2 separate regions of the Homo sapiens genome follow, and region 1 is linked to region 2. A link is a loop called in an ENCODE intact Hi-C map of the cell type or tissue named here. Cell type or tissue: mammary epithelial cell. All regions are shown on one strand. Links, peaks and the distances in the headings refer to the core of each region. The heading gives the core; the rest is flanking DNA.

What was found. Peaks named below come from ENCODE experiments on the same cell type or tissue, not always from the same donor. Only the 100,000 strongest peaks of a DNase experiment are listed, where the experiment ranks them.
Region 1: it touches region 2 in a loop (4-fold over the local background); 1 of 110 quality-filtered maps calls a loop at or near these places.

The regions. Positions count from the first base shown.
Region 1 is chr2:129,076,575-129,081,246 of GRCh38, reverse strand. No RefSeq gene overlaps it. Among named protein-coding and RNA genes, the nearest start is that of LINC01854, 190 kb to the left of the region's middle. In mammary epithelial cell, for the core only: a CTCF peak has its summit at 2,438; a DNase peak (open chromatin) is centred at 2,506.
Region 2 is chr2:128,303,822-128,308,493 of GRCh38, reverse strand. The region is part of intron 1 of HS6ST1 (heparan sulfate 6-O-sulfotransferase 1); the gene reads left to right. Among named protein-coding and RNA genes, the nearest start is that of HS6ST1, 13 kb to the left of the region's middle. In mammary epithelial cell, for the core only: CTCF peaks have their summits at 1,939 and 3,034; DNase peaks (open chromatin) are centred at 2,063, 2,443 and 3,153; H3K4me3 peaks cover 810 bases; H3K27ac peaks cover 1,694 bases.

The sequences.
Region 1 (4,672 bases), core at 462-4,461, 770 kb before region 2:
GCGGGGGTAGCTGATTCTCACAGGGTAGCTGCCAGTTTCACTGATTTGCCTCTCTACAGTCACTCTTGTTTTGTGTCCTTTCTTGTTTTGCAGGTGAGAATAAGTGCCTTGAAAGATTGCCATGTTTTTTGCTAGTCCATTTCTAAAAAGATTATTTTAAAACATTTTATATAGCACTTCAATAAAAAAAAAATTTTGTAAAAAGTACCATAAACAATTCTACTCTTCCATAATGCTCATCCCATTCCAGGGCACCATGGAAGTGATACTCAGGGAGATTTTGTTATCCAGAGCCATGTGGGAGGTTTTCTCACACCAAAAGCGGATATAGGGAGTTAAACCAGAGATATGCTGCTTCATAAGTAAACACACAGATCTCCAGTACGTCAGCTCTTTTTTTCTGCTGTGGAGTTCTTCCCAGCCAAAATGGCCAATACAAAATAGATTATTGTTTTCTTCTCTTTTGTTCACTAAAATAATATTTAATTACTGCAATAGGAAGTACATCACGTGTTTCAAAATTTAAAAGTTAAAAAATATACAGTAAATATTCTCCCATTGATTTTCCTGCAAACATTCATTTCTTCTCTGAGCAACCAATATATTTTCTAACATTTTTTGAAATATTTAAATATTTTTAAAAAGATAGAATTTTTAACACTTCTCAGTTCTAAAATGTTTTTTAGGACGGAACAAAGATTTAGTGAACACCAGTTTGTGCAAGGATCTTTCTCATTTAACTACCACCAAGCTGGTACAAGGTTAGAAATGGTAACATGAAGTGATAGATGAGAGCTTTTAAATAGTAAATCGAGGTATCACACTAAGCCTTTATGATTTAAAAGCACCATGCATGGGTGTTTTTCCACCACCACTGGATAAAACAGAACAATTAAAGTCCCTTATTGGAAGCTTCCAGACACTGATTCCACCACCAGACCTTTAATCTGACAGGAACATCGATGTCCAGTGAAATCCAGAACTGCTTTCCTCCTTTGTTATGTGTTTTGGAGCAGTCTTAAGGAAGTGAGGTGTCTGTCCTGTGGCTCTCTCACAAACTGCACCTGCCATCCATCCCAGTGAGACTGTCCTTGGGCTACAGTGCCACTGGTCAGGCTCAAAGCGAGACATTGAATAAAGAAAGATGTTTGGTAAGCTGTGTTAGAATGACTGTCTGGCATCATTCAAATGACAATACACTTTGGAAACCAAATATGAATACTGACTTTTCCCTATATTGCCTGTGTGGTCATGTAGGAGGCACTCAGTCTTGCTGGGTTTAGTTTCCTCCTGTAACCTGAAGGGCTGGACCAATTGATGTCCACAATTTCCTTTAGGTCTCACTTTTTCACAGCAGCAGGGTAAAGATGTCCACTTAGCCTTCGGAAGAGGAGTGCTGTCCATTCAGAAAAGGCAGAATCTCCTGACAAGGAAGCTACAAGTCAAGGGTGGGACTATCTCCCCTTCACAGAATCAAGTTGACACCAGGGTGTTCACAGTTAGGAGTCCAAGATGGGAGTGCCCCCTTAGGATTTAGCTTGTCTGAAAATAAGTTTCCTGGAGTGAGGAGAAGTGGGGAAGGGGTTAAGTCAGGCATCCATTCAATAGCTGGTTTTATCTATTTTTTTCTGAAGCAAAACCACGGGTAGTGTAGAGAAAGATTTTTTTTTTTTTTTTTTTTTTTTTTGAGACAGAGTCTCACTCTGTCGCCCAGGCTGGAGTGCAGTGGCCTGATCTCGGCTCACTGCAAGCTCCGCCTCCCAAGTTCATGACATTCTCCTGCCTCAGCCTCCGAAGTAGCTGGGACTACAGGCGCCCACCACCACACTCCGCTAATTTTTTGTATTTTTAGTAGAGACAGGACTTCACCGTCTTAGCCAGGATGGTCTCGATCTCCTGACCCCATGATCCACCTGCCTCAGCCTCCCAAATTTTTGGAATTACAGGCATGAGCCACTGCACCCGGCCGACAAAGATTTAAGAATCAGACATGGGCCGGGTGCGGTGGCTCAGGCCTGTAATCTCAGCACTTTGGGAGGCAGAGGCGGGTGGATTACCTGAGGTCAGGAGTTCAAGACCAGCCTGGCCAGCACGGTGAAACCCCATCTCTACTAAAAATACAAAAATTAGCCAGGCGTGGTGGCATACGCCTGTAATCTTAGCTACTCAGGAGGCTGAGGCAGGAGAACTGCTTGAGCCCACGAAGCGGAGGTTGCAGTGAGCCAAGATTGTGCCACTGCACTCCAGCCTGGCTGACAGAGCAAGACTCTGTCTCAAAAAAAAAAAAAAAAAAGAAATCAGACCTGAATTCAAGTCCTGGCTCCACCCTACTTTTCCCACGTGAATTCTTCCAGCCTCAGCTATGTCAGCTGAAAATGAGAACTGGGTAAGCCTAACGAGGAAAGCTTTGTGCAGTGTGTGCCCACGGCATCTAGGATGTGCTCCTGCCTCTTGTGCACACTGGGTTCTCTGCTCCTGTGGACTCTGCTCTGGCATGTGACATTTGGTCCATGCCCCTGCTTGCCTGCCTCTCAGGCTTTGTTCACTCTGCTTCATGTGTATGCCTGCTTGGAATGAAGGACCTCACCTCTCAGGAAATGTCTTCATTCCCTGAGAAGGACCTCACCTCTCAGGGAAGACAGTGGAGAGCTGCTAATAAGTCCAGATATCTGGGCTCTGCCTCCAGGGGTTCTAATGTCACTGCCCTAGCACTGGGGTCATGCTGTGAGCTGAATGTTTGTGTGCCCCTCAGAATTCATATGTTGAAGCCGCAATCCTGAATGTGGTGGTGTTTGGATGCAGGGAAGTGATTAGATTTAGATGAAGTTTTGAGGATGGAGACCCCCTGATAGGATTAGTGTCCTTATAAGAAGAGGAAGAGAGACAGAGTTTTCTATCTTCCATACGAAGACACATCAAGAAGGCAGCTGTCTGCCAGCCAGAAAGCAAGCCCCTGCCGGACACCAAATCTGCCAGCACTTTGATCTTGGATTTCCCAGACTCCAGAACCATGAGAAATAGGCATTGCTTAAGCCTCCCAGTCTGTGATATTTTCTTATGGTAGCCTGAGCTGACTATGACCGGCCCCAGTGATTTGGCCCCAGTGATTCCTTTATGCAGCCACAGTGTGGTGGGAACCACAGCGGTAGGGCCTCTAAAGGTTCTCCGAAGGTAGACATCTGAATGAGTGCAGCTCTGTTCACCTGTGTGATAGCTAGATCCCAGGTGTAAATTAGCCTCATCGATCTTAGCAGTTGAATGCCATTCTCTGGGAGCCTAGGAGGAACAACAATAAGGAACCACAGTGACAGGGTTAAAGAGACAGCATACACAGAATTTAGCACCCTCCAGGAAAGCTGAGGACAATGGATTCCTCAGGGCTTGGGGAAAGGCACCAGCAACAATTTTACTGCTTTCTCTTGCATTTTAACTCATCAGAAATTCCAGACTACATTGGGTTTTCTATTAGGTACATGTACCTATTTATATATACATATATATATATATATATATATATACTTTTTTTCTCTTCTAATCTTTACAAGTATTAACCCAGGAGGTGGATATTACTATTCCTGCTCAGAAAGATGAATTAAGTTGTTGAAGATCATATGGGTAGAAGTTCAGAAGTAAGGATTCAGATATGGGTCTTTCTCGTTTCAAAATAGAAGCCCTTTCTGCCCTGTTACACCATGTTCTGATCGCAGAGCAGAAAACACAAATAGTTAAAACTTGTATGTTATATAAAGAAATAGAAATATTTTCTGCAACCAGTAACATCAGAGGTTTGAATTCTCACATTTCCAATGTTCTCAGTGAGTACAAGGGCACTTATAAAATTTTCAAATTCAAGATTCACATAGTTTTATTTTCCTTCTTGGATAAATATATCACTACAAACTGTTTTTGCGTATTCAAACATATGCCCAGAACTCCATTCAGCCTGGATTTGGTAGGTTTCAAAGTTCTTTTCATGCCCTACTTTCTGTAGGAGGTCTTTCATGATCCTTCAACCCATTTATAATTGTGTTTCATTATTGCATAGTTTTTAATGATGAGTTGCTGAATATACACATACACAATGGCCTTATACAGCAGCTGAACTCTGACCCAAAACCTTTGCAACAACCAGCCCAGAACAGTGAGGTACTGATTAGCCACTGGCATCTTCCCAAATCATTAGCCCTGCTTCCAACTCAGGACCAACCAGAGAAACCCAAATGTGCTCCCCAAACCAATCATATAGTGCCTTAGTCTGTTCAGGCTGCTGTAACAAAATGCTATAAACTGGCTGGGTTAGAAACAGAAATTTATTCCTTGTGGTTCTAGAAGTTGAAAAGTCCAAGATGAAGGTGCTGGCTGTCTGGTGAAGACGCACTTCTGATTCATAGCAGGTGCCTTCTTGTGTCCTCACATAGTGGAAGGGGTGAACAAGCCCCCTTGAGCCTCTTGTATACAATCACTACTCCTATTCCCAAGGGCTTGTCCTCAATCTAATCATCTCCCCAAAAGCCCCACCTCCTAATACCATTCCTTTGGAGGTTAGGATTTCAACATACACATTCGGGAGTATACGAATATTCAGATTATAGCACATAGGTTGTCCTGTGACTAGGTAGTCCACTTACAGACTCCCCATGCTGGCAGCCTCCAATCAGAGCACCCCTGAGTC
Region 2 (4,672 bases), core at 253-4,252:
AACCTCGAGACCCAACCAAGAGGAACCCAGGGTCAAGAGGAGGAAGGGGTGGATGCCACGTGATGCTGGCCCTGCACAGAGGCTCGCCTGGCTGAGGGCCCAGGCCTTGTTCCTCGGATGCAGTGGTTCCTCCCTTCCCTAGACCCCACCAGCTGCTATCACCCCCTACATGGTATCTCCAGGGGTGTAACTGGGGAGCCTTGTGGAGTTTCACCTCTGTTCCCACTGCAGGCTTAGCTGGGTGCGGCTCGCAGGTGAAGACCCCATGCACTGTGCTCCACCCCACCCCTGCCTCCCTGCAGCCTCGCTCAGCACCACTGTCCTGCGTTTCACATGTTTCCTGCCCTTGTGTTTATGCTTTCGCTGTAGATGTGTGTATTCCTTAAATGATACACAGTGCTGTTTTGATGTTACTAACTTTCCAGAACCCTTATCAAACTCTGCTTGACCTTCTGCAACTTGCCGTCTTCACTCAGCCTTGTTTTGAGATTTATCCCTGTTGGTCCCTGACATGCGTGTTTAATTCATTGACTGCTGGACTTAACATCAAGGTAGTCCAGACGGATCTCTGCTTGGTTCTAATGCAGCTGCGGGGAGCAATTCACTTTGGCCATCACAGTCCAGGTGCGGCCACGGTGCTCGCTCATGGTCCCTATGTGTCCCTAGGAGTGTGTCAGAGGGAGGTTCTCCTCACCACCATGCTGTGCCCGTGGTTCCCGATTGTTTGGGCGGGCACTCTTGGCTCATTTCTGCCAGGCCAGGAGCCAGGAAATGGGACCTCTGTGCTCTTAGTGCATGTTTCCCCATGGCAGAGAGATAGCATCTTACCATGTGTTTATCGGTCAGTGAGGTCTCTTCCACCGACCTGTTCACGTCTTTGGCCTGTTTTCCCCTACAGGGTTGTTTGTGCTTCGCGTATTGGTTCGTAAGCGTTCTTTATGTGTCCTGGTGCCAGGTTCCATGGGTAGCATGCTCCCCGCTTCTCTCCTCCTGTTCATCATTTCTCCATGTGTGGACTTGGGCCTGTGGCATCCCGGTGCCTGCACCAGGTAGGGCCAGGCTGGCCCAGGTACATCCCATCTTCCAGCTGAGTCACATGCCAAGAAGAGGTATGCCTGCTGACCTCTGAACCCCATGGGACCCTGCTGGTGGTGAGAGCTCAGCTGGGGGCTTGTTAGTGTGAGCAGGTGGACAGATGGCAGCTGACCAGCATCCTCCCTGCAGCGTGCACCCCCCAGGGCCTTCCCTGGAGATCCTCAGCAGTGCCCACGGTGGCACCTGCACAGCCCTGAGCCCAGGAAGGCCAGACAAGCAGACAGTTCCTCACGTGCCAGGGCCCCTCACAGCGATTTTGCCGCATGTGTTGGAGTCCCTTTGAGATTGAGTTGGAAGGAAACCCAACTAAAACCGCCTAAAACCAGAGCCTGGAACCCACGGCTCTGAAGTCACAGGGACCCCCCCACCCCAACTCCCAGTGAAAATCTGGGTGGGCGTTTCCCAGAGGGAAGCCTGCCTGTGTCACCCCCCAAGCCCGGCCAAAGAGCTGAATGTCCACGCCCTGTGCCTCAGCCTCCCCCCATGACAGTGACGACACTGCTGTCTGTGCCTCCAGCCTGGTGCCTGGCCCTGCCCTCACTCCCCAGGCCCCTTGGGCACCGTCTGCTGCGGGCGCACCCAGGGCTGTCCCTGTGGGGCACTGCTGTATGGATAAAGCTTTTCGCACCCCCTCAGAAAGGAGCATGGGGGTGGTAGCCCCCTCATCATCCCAGCCTTGGAATGTGCCCCCACCCCATGTGACCCCAGCCCCATATTTGCAGTACCCCTGCTGCCATGCCCCCACTGGCTTGGGACAGAAGGGCCTACACATCACCATCCACCTGAGAATTAGAAAGCGCCTTCTGCTGCAGGGCTTGCAGGAACAAATGTTTACAGCCCCTAGGCGGCAGGGGGAGCATCTCCCCTCTGAGTTATGAGCTTTAGAGGCTCCTGTGTAAATATTTACCTCTCTAGAGCATTGGTGACCGTGGGAGATCGGGATCTGTAAGCACTGAGGTTTTCTGTTTGCGTCATCGTGGCCAGGGTGGGGTGGGGGTGTCGTCCTGGAGCAGGGAGCCAGGCTGTGGAGCGTGCAGCTGCGTTCTCCCTGGAATCCTGGTCCACATTCCCTGGCAGAGAAATCTTCGCAGCGGCGCGGCCACGTCCTCCAGCCCGACCACAGTTGATGGAGGGAAAGCCAGGGAAGGCACTGTCCTGTGGAGTGACACCAGCGTGCTAGCCCTGCTGAGGAGCGGAGGCACAAAGGAGGGCATTCCTGTCCCGAGGGTGCAGTCTGGGAGCAGGGAGGGGCTGTGACAGTCTCATTCAGGCCTCACTGTCAGGGGCGCTGTTTTGCAGATGAGTAAACTGAGACTCAAAGAGCCTAAATAACTCATCACCTAAGGTCACCGGTGGCAGAGCTGGGATTCACACACAGGCCTGTGCCTGCAGGATTTCCCCCAAACTCCTCCCAGTGACAAGTCGCAGGCAGGTCACTCCCCAGAGTGGGGGAGCCAGGCGTGTGGCTCATGTCCGCCACAGTGCCTGCCTCTGGGAGGGTAACGCAGCTGCTCTGCGAGCAGGTGGGCTCGCCAGGGAGTCCAGGATGGTGCAGGGAACCTGGGCAGGTCCTGAGGGACTGCTGGCCCACCCTCCTCAAGGTCCAGCTGAATGAGTGGCCTGCTGGAAGCAGCTGTCACCAGGTGTGATGCTTCAGCTCCCCTGAGAGGATCAAGGGCAGGCAGAGCAGATGGTCTCCCGGGGGAGTTGAGAGGGTTGTGATGTCACCCGTAAGGAGAGGCTCTGCCCAGGCACTAAGCCGGGGAGAAGGTAGGCCCCAGAGTGAGAGTGGGTTCCAGCTCTGCCTGGAGAACAAGGGCCTCAGCCAGCCGGGCTCCAACCCTTGCCACAGCCTCCTTCCTTCCCGCCCACTGCAGACCCCAGGGCTCCCGGTTGGAGGGGCTCGGCCCCTCCTCTTCTGCCTCTGTTCCCTCCTGGCAGGCAGGAAGGTGAGCAGGTCTGAGCAGTTGGTTTAGCTCACGCAAGTCCAGGCAGGGCCGCTTGTCGGCACACGTCCTGAACCCTGCAAAAGTTCAGGCCTCCCAAGTCATGCTTTAAAACTGTCCAAGCAGGCCCATCGGGAAGCCAGGCCCAGCAAGGAGGGGTTTGTTACTCTGCTTTCCTGGAAGCTGGGCTGGCAACGTTCCCAGCAGAGAACATCATTCTTACAAAGTAGAGGGGTGTCAGGTTTCAGCCAAGTGGGTAAAAGGCAGGTATTGGGATTGGTGTGGCTGTTCCAGGACAGGAGCAAACCCCCATCCTTCAGCAAGTGGGTCAAATGGGGACCCAGGCAGGCAATGGGTCAGGCCAGCAAAGGCTGGAGAATCCAGAATGGAGAGCTTAGGAGGCCCTCATAGCAGGGAGCTGCCTCCTGCATGACACTGACCCTGTGCATTCCACACAGATCACAGGCACTGCCCTGGGCCACCAGGAAGGCCCTGGGGACCATGTTCCATGGGTTGCCACAGAGCCAGGGGATGATGGCCTGCAAGTGTGTGTGGGTGCTCAGTCACCCGCCCTCCCCAGTGCAGCCCAGCCCAGCTGCAGGAGAGGAAGGTAGCCATTCCTGAGTGTCATGAGATGCTGAGTGCTCCAGGGTGGGTCCTCTCACTGACCCAGTGAGGGCTGCCACTGCTGTGCGACACTGCTGTGAGCACTCTGATGGGACACAGTGTCACTGTCCCTGTTCTCTGGTACATGGGTGCCTCCATATCTTCCCAGTGGCAGAGGGTTTTTGGCCAGCATCTGACTACAGCGGCTGTGTGCATTGCTGCAGTGCTGGGCTCTCCCGAGAGGGGACCCACGGGCAGAGGTCACCAGCCAACCCAGGGACCTTTCTGGAGTCCTGTGCAGCTGTCCATTAGCAAGGCAGCCTCCGAGGGATGCCAGGGCCTTACAGTCTGTGACAGGTACTTGTTTCGTCCTCCTGCCCCTTAGCCAAAGACAGCTTAGTGCCCAGGCAGTGGTCCTGGTCCTGAGGGGCTAGAGGCCCTCCTCTCACCAGGCCTGTACCATGCACCATCTCTGTCCCTGGGGAGCACCCACACAGGGAGACCCAGTTTCTAAAGGCTCGGACACACTTCAAGAGGACGAGCATGGCTGGCAGCATCCCCCAGCGTAGGGGTCGGGGAGGGGGAGCTATATTAGGGTTCTCCAGAGGGACAGAACTTATAGGATATATAGAGACAGGTGAAAGAGGATTTATTGGGGGAATAGGCTTATGCAATTAGGGAGACTAAGATGACCCGAGATCTGCCATCTGCAAGCTGGAGAACCAGGGAAGCCAGCGAGCAGGCTTAGTCCAAGGCCAAAGGCCTGAGAACCTGGGGGCTGTGGTGTTAGGTCCCAGAGCCCAAAGGCCCGAGAACCTGGAGTTCTGATGTCCAAGGGCAAGAAGATGAGTGTCCCAGCTCCAGAAGAGAGAGGAGATTCACCCTTCCTCCACCTTCCTGTTCTGTTGAGGCGTGCGGTAGATTGGAAGATCTCTGCTCACGCTGGAGAAGTCAGTCTTCTTTTCTCAATCCACCCATTCAAATGCCAATCACAGACATACCCAGAAACAAAGCTTTACCAGCAA